2 separate regions of the Homo sapiens genome follow, and region 2 is linked to region 1. A link is an interaction called in ENCODE POLR2A ChIA-PET data of the cell type or tissue named here. Cell type or tissue: Caco-2. All regions are shown on one strand. Each heading gives the region's core, and the rest is flanking DNA. Links, peaks and the distances in the headings are about the cores only.

Region 1 (6,698 bases), core at 3,261-5,760:
GTACTCCAGCCTGGGTGACAGAGTGAGTAAGACTCCATCTCAAAAAAAAAAAAAAAAAAAAATGCAATTCTGGGGGATGCTTGGTCTCTTGGGCCGTTTCTGCTTGCTGCAGATTGGCATAGACTCACCCAGATGTTCAGAGTGGTTACTCAGTTGCAAGTTAACTACCAATTTGGGGAACTTATTGAACTTCTAGAGTTTAGAGATGGAATTCCATATGAGTTTTATGATATTCCATAGTATCTAAACTTATTTCGGGGGAAACCTCCAAATAATTTAAATCCACAAACATGCTATACGTCTTACAAAATGTTGAGAGTGAGAAATTAACTGGAAATTGCTAAAATTACAAAAAAGAAGCTTTTACATTTTGAACATTGGTTTTTGTGTTTTTTTGTTTTTGGTGAGACGAAGTCTTACTCTCTTGCCCAGGCTGGAGTGCAATCGTGTGATTTCAGCTCACTGCAACCTCCGCCTCTTGGTTCAAGTGATTCTCCTGCCCAAGCCTCCCAAGTAGGGACTACAGACGTCCACCACCACGCCTGGCTATTTTTGTATTTTTAATAGAGACGGGGTTTTACCATGTTGTCCAGGCTGGTCTCGAACTTCTGACCTCAGGTGATCTACCTGCCTCAGTCTCCCAAAGTGCTGGGATTACAGGCGAGAGCCATTGTGCCCAGCCTGAATATTGTTTTTTTTAATTTTTAAGGAAATATAATATCGTGACTTGCTATTTATGTGTAAAAATACCTTGTCACATAACTAAAATAACTGAATACAGGTTCTAGACCTTTCAGCTCTTACAACGCTGTGATTTTGTTGTATGTGTATGCTGACCCACCTCTGCAGAAAACCTAGGGTAGTTCAACCTCTGTTTAAATTCTGTTAGAGATGCTAATATGTCTGTATCGGCTCAACATGAAGCTAAGTGCTGCTGAGTCCTCTGTGAGCTGAGGCTACACGGGGATCCCACTTGCATAGCATGTGAGTGTCAGCGAGGGGGCAGCATTTGCAGTCGTGTACCTGTGAGGCAGCCAGGCCCCCGAGGTGGAGAAGTCTTCCAGGTACTTGTCCCATTGCTCCATCATTCCATACATGTTGGGCTGCAGTAATGGGATGCTTATGCTCTCTTCCCACCCTTCTCCGTCTCGCTGGACACCATGTGCACTGTAATTATACACAACCCCTGCAAATCAAAACCAAAGTCATGTGGAGCCCCAAGGAAACACACACCTCTGTGAAAAAGAGACATCAGAAAATGACAGTAGCCATGTGGTAACTTTACGTAACATAAATCCAGGGTGGAGGTTCTAGAATCTTCCATCCACCTAATGAGATTTAGATTTGCCTACAGTCATGGAGGGATTTTTGTAGCCTTCCCTGTTATCAGCAATCATTTCCTTGAGAGAAACCCAGTTCTAGCTCTACCTGCTGTTGAGGGCTGTGAAGTTGCCCCCAGGAAACAGAGACAATGATAGGCACCAGGATCATCATCTCCAATATTTTTATTGAAGTTCTCTATTTACCAATGGGTCAATCTTGTTTCCTTAAATCAGGAATAAATTTCCACCTGCTAAAGATGAGTGGTAAGTATGACTGTTCTTGTGGGTAACTAAGTCCAGAACTGTTCTGGGTTTCTGATCACAGTATCAGTTTCTCTTGCCTCAGCGGGTAAGGAAAGGCTGTTATTAGACTTCACCTGTGAGGCCTGGGTAGGTGCCTCACCTGCCTCACCATATCCAGGCTACACATCCTGCAGGTGGCTCCACCCAGGACCTTTTCCTGCAGACAAGAAAGCTTCTGGCTGAAGGGTTGCACACTGCCCTCAGAGCTATAGGTGGCCAAAGGAAGTTTTGTTTAATCTTCACTTTCCTTAAAAAAAAAAAAAAAAAAAAAAACACTGCAGGCCCCACCACATCCTGCTTTACTCCTGACGTCCCTAGAATGTGGGGACCCAGTGGTAGTCGGCTGAGCATAGGATTGGAAGTCAGAGGGCCTGGTTCCAAATTCTGCTTCAGACACAAGATGGGAGGTCTTGGGCAAGTCAATCTCACTGGACATCTATTTCTTCCTCTTTTAAAAACCAATAAAAAATGTACAGGTTTGTGAGGCTCCTCACTGAGAAAACGTTAAAGAGCTTTCAAATATTTTGTATTGTTAGTGATAATTTGCCATAAAGTCAAATATTTCTCATTTGTGGGCAATGCCTACCTCATGGTGCAGTACAAGAACCCAGTGAACAATGGAATCACTTATTAGATGTTGCCATAATCAAATCTCCACAAATACTGCTTTCCTTTTGCTGGGTAGTAGGGGTTTTTTAAGCTACAAAACTGCACTTACCATTTGTGTTAGTTATTCCAACATGAAGATCAGACCTTCCATCATACTCTCTGAAAGAAACAAGGTTTGTTTTTTTTTGGTTTGCATGTATTTGGCATGAAGAATTGGCATTTAAAGTAGGAGGATGCCGAGCACAGTGGCTTAGACCTGTAATCCCAGCACTTTGGGAGGCCAAGGCGGGCAGATCACTTGAGGCCAGGAGTTTGAGACCAGCCTGGCCAACATGGCAAGACCCCATCTCTACTAAAAATACAAAAATTAGCCAGGTGTGTTAGTGTGCATCTGTGATCCCAGCTACTCGGGAGGTTGAGGCACAAGAATAGCTTGAACCCGGGAGGTGGAGATTGCAGTGAGCCATGATCGCACCACTGCACTCCACCCTGGGGGATAGAACGAGAGTCTGTCCAAGAAAATAAATAGAGCCAGCTGGATGCAGTGGCTCACGCCTGTAATCTCAGCACTTTGGGAGGCTGAGGTGGGAGGATCTTTTGAGGCCAGGAGTTCGAGACCAGCCTGGAAAACATTGCGAAACCTCGTCTCTACTAAAAAATAAAATACAAAAATTAGCTGGGCATGGTGGAGGGCACCTGTAATCCCAGCTACTCGGATGACTGAGACACGAGAATCGCTTGAACCTGGGAGGCGGAGGTGGCAGTGAGCCGAGATTGCACCACTGCACTCCACCCTGGGCAACAGAGTAAGACCCTGGTCTCAAAAAAAAAAAAAAAAATAACAGTTTTAATCTTTGTTTTACAGATAAGGAACCAGAGATACCTGGAGCTGGTTAAAAGAACCAGGATAGGAATCAGGGGCTTTATGACGCCAGAGCCTGTAATGTCCTTTCTGCGTTGGCTGCCTCCCTGAGCAAGGCCCAGGGATGCTGTCTATTTAGCACCTAACAGTATGACCAAAACCTTTTACATACTTTGGTTCATTTAATCCTCATAGGGACCAGAAGGAAATTAAGGAAGTTAGTAGGCAGGAAGGTGAGTAGTCAACTCCCATTTTCTTATTCAAAACCAGCACTCTTGAGGGGACAGGAAGTTAGGAGGGTAAACTCTAGGGAGCATTAGACTAATGATACGCAGGAGCTGAACATATTTCCTAAAGCATACACCAACATTCTATGACCCATGCTCACCTAAAGCCTGGCTTATGCTGGGCCGATCCTAATCCTATTGGTAAACTCCACGGGGACAATAAAATATAAACCTGGCGGGGCACAGTGGCTGATGCCTGTAATCCCACCACTCTGGGAGGCTGAGGCAGGTGGATCACCTGAGGTCAGGAATTTGAGCCCAGCCTGGCCAACATGGTGAAACCCCGTCTCTACTAAAAATACAAAAATTAGCCGGGTGTGGTGGTGGGCGCCTGTAATCCCAGCTACTCGGGAGCCTGAGGCAGGCTCCCGAAAATCGCTTGAACCCGGGAGGTGGAGGTTGCAGTAAGCTGAGACACCATTGCACTCCAGCCTGGGCAACAAGAGCGAAACTCTGTCTCGGGGAAAAAAAAAAGGTATAATCCTTTCTTTTGCTTTCTAATTCATCCTTTTTGTTTATGCTAGCGCTCTCAGCAAGAGAGAACTGAATTTGTTCTTAAAGCCAGGTGGTGTCTACAGTGGAAATAGATCAGTTCTAGTCTTCAGTTTAATTTGCCTCCATACAAAATAGTCTGCAAGTGCCCGTTCATCGGGCCCTGTAGGTTGTACCTGTTTGTCACTGAAACTACAAATTAACTGACAGTAAAGGTATTATTTAGATAAGATTAGCTGCTGGGTCATTTTCCTGGTTAGCCTCTGAGCACATATTTTTCTCTCTGAAAATCATATGAGCAGGTTTACTCTTCATATATTCCACATATATTCTTGCACTTGTCACTGCAGGAACATATGCACACCATCTGTTTTTATGAAGCCAGTAGGACTGCATCTCAGGATTTAAAGCCAAAGCACCGAAAAAATTGTCCACCAAACCTCACACATTATGTATTAAGAAAAGGAAACTTTAGTGACTAAAACAGAAGGAAAAGTTTGCACAATGCAATTTAACACTGTAAAAAACACTGTACCTAAGAAATGTCCCCTGAGTTGGTCTGAGGAGGAATGAACATTTTTCTTGATGTCCATTAGTAAATGGATTAGCGATGCTAACAGGTGCGTCCTCCAGCTTCCTCGAGCCCAGGTCCTGCTGGCAGAGAGGGCAGCACTGGGGCACACTGAAGCTGTAGATGTATTTCTCACAGTGGTTGAATTTAATTAAAGCCTTCCCAGCCTCTGCGCAGTGCATAGCTTTCGCCTCCTGGAATGCTAGGGGAGGTTTCCGGAGACTTCCTTTTCCTCATTATACACCTGGCGAATGCACACCGCCCCAAGGAACCTGATCAATGGTGATGTCATCCTGACTGATGGCTTCAGAAGCCAAACCAGATAGGATTAACCAGTAGCCAGGCCTCCCCATAGACTGTATCTTAAAGAGCTAGTTTCTATTTGTTTATTTCCATTGTTTATGGTAACTGATAACTGCCAGCTCCTATTCATCCTTTAAAGCCTCACTTTTCTGTGGAAGTTTTGTCAGCTTCCCCCAGTCTTCCCTTGCAGTGGCAGCGCTGGATTCATATTTCCGTCAGAACTCTTATTTATTTATTTAGAGACAGGGTCTCACTCTGTCACCCAAGCTAGAGTGCAGTGGCACGATCTTGGCTCACTGCAACCTCCACCCTCAGGTTCAAGTGATTCTCCCCACTCAGCCTCCCGGAGTAGCTGGGACTACAGACACACGCCACTATACCCAACTAATTGTTGTGTTTTTTGGTAGAGATGGGGGTTTCACCATGTTGGCCAGGCTGGACTTGAAGAGGCCTTCCTCAGCCTCCCAAAGAGCTGGAATTACACGCATGAGCCACTGCACCAAGCCTAGAACTGTTATTTAATCATTTAGTTTTGTTTCTCCCGTTAGTCTGTGAGCTTCTTGAAATTGGAGACCTTTACTTTTGTGTTCCCAGAATTGGTTAGATCATTTGTTGTTGCATAAATAAATCCTTATTTAAGGCTATTTTATTTTGACATTTTATATTATAAAAGTAATTTTGCTTATAAAAAAATTAACATCCAGAATGTTCTGGGGATTTTTTTAAAAAGTTAACAGCCCTGTTAGAAATAAGGATAGCGGTTACAGGAGGGAGATACTGACTGGGAGAGGACAGAGGTGGTTTCTCGGGTCCAGGGCTGTTGTGACTCATCTGGGTGTTAATAATATGGGAGTATTCCATTTGTGAAAAATCATCAAGCTGTGCATTTTATTATATGCAGTATATAATTTTTCAATTTTAAAATAATTTTTTAATTTTCTTATTTTTGTGGGTACATAATGGGTGTATATATTTAAAGGGTACATGGGATTTTTTTTTTTTTTTTTTTTTTTGAGACAGAGTCTCACTCTTGTCGCCAGGCTGGAGTGCAGTGGTGTGATCTCGGCTCACTGCAACCTCCGCCTCCTGGGTTCAAGTAATTCTGCCTCAGCCTCCTGAGTAGCTGGGATTACAGGTGCCCGCCACCACACCCAGCTAATTTTTGTACTTTTAGTAGAGATGGGGTTTCACCATGTCGGCCAGGCTGGTCTCAAACTCCTGACCTCAGGTGATCCTGCTGCCTCAGCCTCCCAAAGTGCTGGGATTACAGGCGTGAGCCACCGCACCCAGCCTACATGGGATATTTTGATACAGGCATACAATGTGCAATAATCACATCAGGGTAGATGGGGTGTACAATTTAAAAATAATTTTTAGCTAGGTGTGCTGGTGCACGCCTGTAGTCCCAGTTACTCAGGTGGCTGAGATGGGAGGAGTGCTTGAGCCTGGAAGGTCGAGGGTGCCTTGAGCCAAGATCATCCCACTGTGCTCTAGCCTGGGCGACAGAGTGGGACCCTGTCTCTAAATAAATAAATAAATAAATAAAATAAGCAATTCCATAAAAATATTTGGAAAAAAAGTAATGCCCCTTGTTTCTCACATAACATTTCCACCCACCATATTCTACTTTCTGGAGAAAATTAATGGTATGTTAGATTCTTTTAAAGCTCAATATTGGCTGGGCATGGTGGCTCACACCTATAATCCCAGCACTTTGGGAGGCTGAGGCAGGTGGATCGCTTGAGCCCAGGAGTTCAAGACCAGCCTGGGCAACATGACAAGACTTCATCTCTACAAAAAATACAAAAATTAGCCAGATTTGGTGGTGTGTACCTGTAGTCCCAGCTACTTGGGAGGCTGAGGTGGGAGGACTGCTTGAGCCCATGAGGTCTTGGCTGCAGTGAGCCATTATCACACCACTGTACCCAGCTTGGGTGACAAGAGAAAAA
Region 2 (7,796 bases), core at 2,148-4,647, 920 kb after region 1:
AGAGAAGCCCCAGGTAGGTGCTGAGTCTAAAGGATGGGGCCTTCACTGACAATAATGACAAAATGAAGGGAAACTTGCTTGTGATTTATTTAGCAGCTTGGGGGGATAGTTGAGCTCACCTCGAATTTTGCAAATTACAACAGGCCTGAAACTGCACATACTAGACAAGTATTGTTTCTCTTCCCAAATTTTGGGACAGCTTTGGGGAATTACTCACTCCAGCAATTGAAAGGAACTCCTTTTTATTTTTTAAAAGTTTTTACTAGAGACTGGATCTCGCTCGGTCACCCAGGCTGGAGTGCAGTATGGAACTCCTGGGCTCAAATGTCCTCCCACCTCAGCCTCCTGAGTAGCTGGGACTACAGGCGTGCACCATCATGCCCAGCTAACTTTTTTCTTATTTTATTTTATTGCAGAAAAGGGGTCTTGCTATTTTTGCCCAGGCTGGTCTTAAACTCCTGGCTTCAAGCAATCCTCCTGCGTCAGCCTCCCAAAGTGCTGGAATTATAGGAGGGAGCCACTGTGCTCAGACCCAGAACTCTTTTTTCTGTTTGTTTGTTTTCACTGCATTTATTACTAATATATAAAAAAAGTTACACACACACAAAAACTCATTCTCATTTCTCCAACAGCTCTCATCCCTCCCTCTTGCCCATTCAACTCCTGACCCATTTCCTGAGGGCCAGTTCGAAACTTAACCTGTTCTCTGCCATTTTCACAGAAAACAATCAGTGCCAGGGATGTAGGGAAAGAGGGTTGGAAGAGGGTGACAGTACTTTCCACGTTCCACCCAAAGATAAGCAAGGTGGAGATTCACAGAATTCAAATGAAAGGACTGGGGGCCTCCCAATGACATAGTCTAACTAAAATGAGCTGGAAAGGATCTAGGTAGGGTAAAGCCACCCGAGGCTTTTTAAGACGTCTCATGGGCATGTGTCAGACCCAGAATGACCAACACCAAGAGAAGAATGGGAAGAATGGGGAGGACCAAGGAGGCAGTCTGATGGAGAGGTCACAATTCCCCCATGTTGGGAGGTGGAAAGTCTAGAGGGCACCAAGAGCCTTACTCATTTTGGCAGAAAAACTTACTCTATTGTTGGGAAGTCACAGACATGCTACAGACACTGAGAAAGGCTGTGAGGGGATGCAGAGTTTCACAAAGCACAGTGATCAAAGGCCGTAGCGGTGGGGATCGTGCTACCGACAGAGAAACTACGAAATCCAAATGCAGGGAGAGTGGCCTTTTAGGAAGTAAGTCTATATCAGTCACTCAAACTTGACCCCAGATTAAACAACCTGGCTGAGTTCCATGAGCAGCTGACAACACTGGGAGTAAGGGGTGTCACATGAAAAGGACTTAAAACAAGCAGCTAGAAGAAAGGAAGGGTAGAAACTGCTCCAGGGCTCTCAGGAATGGAGGGCAATACTGGGAACAGGTGGACAGATGCACAAAAAACAGCCCCAAAGAGGTTTCCTGTTCAGCAGTCATTTGACAAGGGGAAGATCCAGGAGGCAGCTGAAGGGAGCAAGGATTGGTCCCAAAGGCAAGTCTCTAGAGGCTGTGTCAGAAGAAAGTGTGTGCACCTCGCCCCAGTGATGCAGCACAACTCTGGACCCCACACGGGGGAAGGGGCGGATAGGGTGGGTGTGTCACTGGCTGGGAGTGCTGGAAGAGCCTCATAGTAGCCATCACAGGGCCACAGGGAAATACATGGCCGCTGGTTACAGATGGCTCCTTCCACCCTGGATGGGAGGACACAGTCTCACAGAGGAGGGCTATTGATGCCTGGGTGGTGGAAGGCACAGAGGTCCTCATATTGACAGTGGTCCTTTTTGGCAAAATGTCCACAGACTGGGTGGTGGGATTTGTCTTCCATAACCTGGGGGTCATCCTAGTGGGCTGGTATTCTTGATAAGAGACCGGCTTTCGAGCCTTTGAGGGTTTCTCTGTTCTTTGTGAAGGCTTTGCCAGGCGGGACCCCCATGGCCTGGCGCCGGAAAAGGAGGTTCAGCATTGACTCCCCACCAACTACAATCATATGGGCTAGGCCTGGGGCCAAGGCCTCCTGGCATTGGGCCTCTACCCTGAGGAGGAGGTGGGAGGCTCAGCAGCGGTAGAATCAGCGGTCCCCTTGCTCCTGGAGGACCTCTGTGAGGAGCTGACTTAGGGTCATCAGGTTTTCCAATGGCCATGGTGGGAGGCTCAAGAAGGCTGGGTGATCCGATGGGACTCCCATCCTCGTCAGCTCCAGTCTTTTCCCTCTCGGGCAGTGGGGGCTGCTGCTGTGGCGGGGGCTGGTGCTGATTCTGCTTCTTTCATTTCGGCATTGTGGCGGCAGCAAAGGCTGCAGTGGGATTTGGCCAGAGGAATTCTTAATGAAGGAACTGGACCAAGCCTCCAGCAGGGCACAGTTTCTGGCTGCAATGACTTATGTCCAGTCCCATGCAACCTGGGGCTGTGCTAATGCTCTCACTGGTTTGGACCCTGAGGCTGGCCACAGTGCTGCCCACACGGCTTCTGGCTTTGGTTTATAATCTCATGTTCAGCCATTGCCCCCAGATGGTGCACACCGTGTCAGGGTTACTAGTTTGAGCACAATGTATAGCTCCCCTTTCCACATACAAAGAGCTGGCATTGAGCATGAGTCTCTATGTCCCAAGGTGATTTCTCTCTTGGTGGCTTTAGAAGTCCATTCTCGCAAACACCCCAATCGGTCAGACAGGCTTACTATAGTGGAATCTCAAAGGAGAATGGGCTGAGATCTTGATTACTTTGTGTCCAAGAGGTAATTTGACCCCAGTGCAAAACTGCCAACTTTTCCCCAGCCACTAGCTCTGAGTAGCTGGCAGGTCCCATTACAATCTCCTTTTCCCAAGGCCATGGGTGCCCCTCCACACTTGCTTGTATTTACCTCGGAGGAGCCAGTTAATGACTCTTCTCAAAATCACAATTTGCTCTACAGTGACTTTTTTAGTTCACCTAGACAAAGAAGTAAAATACCACTTGTTTTACTTAAAACCAAACCCTCAAGTCTCTCTAATTGTACACTTGCAACACCCAATAAATGATTACCCATCATCACAGCAGCCGTCACGGTAAACAATGAGGTTTGTCCCCCATGGGCCTTGACCACCACGTGCACACTTACCTTCCTAGAGCTGTTCGGGCCTCCCGCCAGGGGGAGTCACCTTGGCAGAGGAGGAAGGTCCCCCAGACTTCCCAGCGCCGGTGTTCTGCAGCGCCCTCTTGTGGCAGCAGCAAGGCTGTAGACTTTGAGGGTGGGCCCCTCCGCCTGACGTTAGCAACCTGGACTGGCTGGCCCCTTTGCACTGAGTGAGCCCCCAGGGTCCTAAATCCAGTGTTTTGGAGGAGGAGGCTCAAGGAGATGTAAAGGGACTTCTGCCTTATGTGAAGTTTAGGTGCTAAAGCCTAAACCCAATTTACATTATAGTCAATTTGCCTGTGAAAATTCCTTAAACGGCCCTGAATTAATGGAATTTAGGGTCCTTGGGAGTTCAAAAGCTAAAAATAACTTTTTCTTCTTTTCAGCTTGGCTATGGTCTAGTTGCCCTGGGACAGTGAAGACCAAGGTCTAGTCTGAATGGAGGGAACAAGGGGAAGGCTAAGGGGTTCATAATAGTCGTACCTGCACGGGGTGCGGTGGCTCACACCTGTAATCCCAGCAGTTTGGAAGGCCAAGGAGGGAGGATCGCTTGAGGCCAGGAGTTTGAGAACAGTCTCAAAAATGTAGCAAGACCTGTTTCTATGAAAAATAAAAAAATTTAGCTGGGCATGGTGGTGAACACTTGTAGTCCTAACTACTTGGGAGGCTGGTGTGGGAGGATCACTTGAGCCCAGGAGATTGAGCCTGCAATGAGCCATGATTGCACCACTACTGCACTCCAGCATGTGCAACAGAGTGAGACTCTGTCTCAAAAGAAAAAAAAAAAAAAAGGGCGGACGTGGTGACTCATGGCTGTAATCCCAGAACTTTGGGAGGCTGAGGCAGGCGGATCACCTGAGTTTGGGAGTTCGAGACCAGCCTGACCAACACAGAGAAACCCCATCTCTACTAAAGTTGCAAAATTAGTCAGGCATGGTGGCGCATGCCTGTAATCCCAGCTACACAGGAGGCTGAGGCAGGAGAATTGCTTGAACTCGGGAGGCGGAGGTTGCAGTGAGCCGAGATCACACCATTGGACTCCTTCTGGGCAACGAGAGCAAAACTCTGTCTCAAAAAAAAAAAAGCCAATCCCCCTCCACCTTCAATGTCTGATTTGCTGCAAGTTAAATGACCATATAATTCCAGCAAGTAACTGGTAATGTGGGACATAGTAGTCATGGATTTGTTATGCCATTTAATCTCATAATAACTACACACGGCAGGTAGTATTCTTTCCTGCCTGCTATTTATAAATGTGGAAACTGAAGCTCAGAGAGAGCCTATATTTAGCTTTGAGTAGAGAATGGCCACGTAGTGACCTCTTCCCAGCCCTGTTGGCTCATCAGATGCTCTGCTCCCCAGGGGCAAACTCAGCTTAGACTCAGGCTGGGGCCCTCCCACCCAAGACATGGCAGAATACCCTCCATTTGAGATTCAGACCAAGGGCTCTTGGAGGCTGTCGGAGTGGGATAAGCGCCAATCAGGGGAGGGCAAACAGGGACATGGTTCTGAGGGGCGACCAGGAGCTTTGTTCCTGTAGATATTTAACAAATTCAAGATGGGGGTGAACAGCACAGAGAGGATGTCAGGCAGAGGTAATAGGAGGAGGCCAGGTGGGGAGGCTGGAAGCACAGCCTGTTTCTTGGGGATTAGAGAGTGTGGCTGATGTATATAGTGGTGGGGATGCTCTGGACTAGAGAGCTGGGTTGGGGGGTGCTAACTTAGGATGAGCCTCTAGTGCTATCATGAGGGGTGAGCTTGGTGAGGAGGGGAGGACATGGAAGACAGCACATCCACTAAAGCCCCACTCAAGTTGCCCAAAAAAGTGTGGCTTTTGGGTCCTAAACATAGGTGGAGACTGCCCGTCATCACCAAGAGTAGGTGCTGATTGTGTGAAAATCGTGCATGAATCCCTCGCAAACGTTGGGCTGAGCCCCTGGGTGGCTTTTCTCTCTGTTTGAAGCTTTCCCTGCATACTTTAACTCATGCGGTTTTCTCTCTTTGGGGCTAGCCAAGCAGGGAGCATATTGAAGTAATGTGTCCATCAGTGGCAAGTGACAGAAAATCCAGCTCAAACTGGTACAGAGTTTACTGACTCGGAGAACTGGCTTCAGGCCCAGCTCAAACAATGCTGGGACCCTGTCTTCCTCACATGCCTGTCTCTGACTCTCTGTGGTGGCCACGTGTGGATTAAATGCCCACCCCTGGAGAACCTCCTGGATTGAGGGGAACAGCTGGTTCCCTGAGGACAGGTGCTGGGCTGGCAATTCCACCGACTCCCACCATTCTAGGGTTCTGGATGGTGGGAACCAAATGAAGTCTGCTCATCCCTGACCGCAGAGGCATCTCCAAGGCCCAAGTCAAGGTGAGAAAGATTCCACCTAAGCTGATGACTTTGATCACCCTAGATCAGCCAGGTCTCCTCCCAAATGGGATACCTGTCGGTGGGAACGTGAAAGTCCAGTCGGTCTAAGGGAATCGCTCCAGCTCTTTCTGACGTCAAGCCCAGGCATGACTGTTTCCCAAGACTGCACAAATTTTTTTCCTGAAGCATCAAATTCCTTATCAGTTCGTAGCAGTCCAAATTCAGATTCTTGATGGGATTTCACTTTATGGAAGGATTCTGTGAAAAATAGATAGCCTTGGGCTTTTCTTACAAATGTCTTTCCAATTGCACTGTTATCTCTATTTCCCATAATATTTGGTAGAATGTGTTGTATAACCTGCTTATAGCAGGTTCTTAATAAATGTTCGAGTTTATTGCAAACTTTGCAGTCTATAAAGGGATTTAAATTATGTCCTTTCACTAATCTTTTTTTTGAGACAGGGTCTGGAGTGCAATGGCATGATCACGGCTCACTGCAGCCTTGCCCTCCTGGGCTCAAGGGATCCTTCCACCTCGGCCTCCTGAATATAGCTGGGACTACAGGCCTGTGCCACCATGCCTGGCTAATTTTTGTATTTTTTGGTAGAGACGGGGTATCCCCATGCTGTCCAGGCTGGCCTCAAACTCCTAGGCTCAAGCAATCCTCCTGCCTCTGCCTCCCAAAGTATTGGGATTACAGGGTGAGCCACTGCCTCCGGTCTCTTTCGCTAGTCTTGAGAGAGAACTAATTAGTCCTGAGAGATGACCAGTCAGTGATTAATATATCCATTTTCTACTCTGGGCAACTGAGGTTCAGAGAGGTGAACTGACTTGCCCAAGATCACACAGGCTGGGTGGCAGTTCTGGGATTCACACTCAGGACTGCCTCACCCTCAAGCTGTGCTGTGTATGCTTCATCAGGCTGCCTCCGCACAGCAGATGGAACAGAATTTTTCCATGTGGGGTAGGATTGTCAGATAAAATACAGGATGCCTAGTTAAATTTGAATTTCAGATACCAAAAAAAATTTTTGGTATAAGTATATCTCAAATACACTTACTGCATGGGACACACTTATACTAAAAAATGGTGTTGCTTACTGAAATTCAAATGTAACTCAGTATCTTGCATTTTTATTTGCTAAGCCTAGTGACCCTAATTTAGAGGAGAAACCGTAATTTAATGGTCACTGAAGCCCCTAGAGTGACAGAGGTTTCCCAAGATCACACGGGGAGTTAGTGGCAAATCCAGGATTGGACCCAGTCTTCCTGTTCCCCAGTCCCAACCCTCTTGGGGTGGTTGTGAAGCCCTCTGAAGTCCCTGGAGCAGGCATGGTGGTAAGAACAGCTGCTTTCTCTCTGCAGAGGCTGTCCACATGGCCCATCCTCTCCCCAGCTGTCCCACTGGGCAAAACCAAGAAGTGAATCCCTGCATGGAAGAGATGAGAAGAGCGAGGTCACAGCAATTTAGAGAAGATGGTGTTGATTGAGATTTCCAGACAGGGAGCACGGGCTGCTCAGGAAGCAGCTAATTAAGCAGGAGACTCCAATTAAGAAGCAATTTGGGTCTTTGCAGCAAGACCCAGCAGCCACCCAAGTGTAGCAGAGAAAACCACAGGCTCGGGTTCTTGCTCCCCACATTAGCTGACTGTGAGATCTCAGGCCAGCTATTGAGCCTCCCTGGACATCTGTTTTTTTTGACTATGAAATGAGGGGTCATGCTGCTTAATATTGAAGGACCCTGCTGACTTCAAAGTGGGCAATTCCAGGGAGTGGGAGGATTCTTTCCCTCCAATGCTGGAACATTTTCCACTGCATTCTAGTGTCTTTATCACCCTCTTTGCATTCCACTGAAGGCCAATTATTCTCTCAGTTGTAGTGGATTTGAATTCTAGTCTATAAACTAATTTGCGCACAAATCGTACCTTTCTTTATTTTTTATATCCTATCTTAATTTCTCTTTCCAGATCTTATTCCTGTAGGGTGGCAACTCAATATTTCCCTTCTTCCTATTTCTAGGATGCGCCTACACTCTCCAGGGATTAAATGTGGTGCTAAGTCATGGGTGGGAGGGGTCAGTAGCCTCCACTGAGGTATCCTCGGTACCATCTGGGCCTCAGGAGTGGTCTTTGCTGGTTGTCACGGAGATCACATTCCCATCTGCCGAGGATGCAGCCTGGCACAGTGGCTCATTCCAGCACTTTGGGAGGCTGAGGTGGGCAGATCACCTGAGGTCAGGAGTTCAAGTCCAGCCTGGCCAACATGGCA

What was found. Peaks named below come from ENCODE experiments on the same cell type or tissue, not always from the same donor. Only the 100,000 strongest peaks of a DNase experiment are listed, where the experiment ranks them.
Region 2: POLR2A ChIA-PET joins it to region 1 with 5 read pairs; 2 of 35 experiments call an interaction of 5 or more read pairs at or near these places.

Annotation. Positions count from the first base shown.
Region 1 is chr3:12,540,837-12,547,534 of GRCh38, forward strand. MKRN2OS (MKRN2 opposite strand) reads right to left here and starts at 4,663. Exons shown (of 4, transcript NM_001195279.2): 1 at 4,411-4,663; 2 at 2,344-2,393; 3 at 1,024-1,186. The coding sequence starts at 4,628. In Caco-2, for the core only: no CTCF peak of the experiment used is centred there; a DNase peak (open chromatin) is centred at 4,705; H3K4me3 peaks cover 998 bases.
Region 2 is chr3:13,458,528-13,466,323 of GRCh38, forward strand. It overlaps the pseudogene PRR3P1. Among named protein-coding and RNA genes, the nearest start is that of HDAC11-AS1, 18 kb to the right of the region's middle. RefSeq lists an enhancer at 3,122-3,416. In Caco-2, for the core only: a CTCF peak has its summit at 3,216 (motif pointing left); a DNase peak (open chromatin) is centred at 3,214.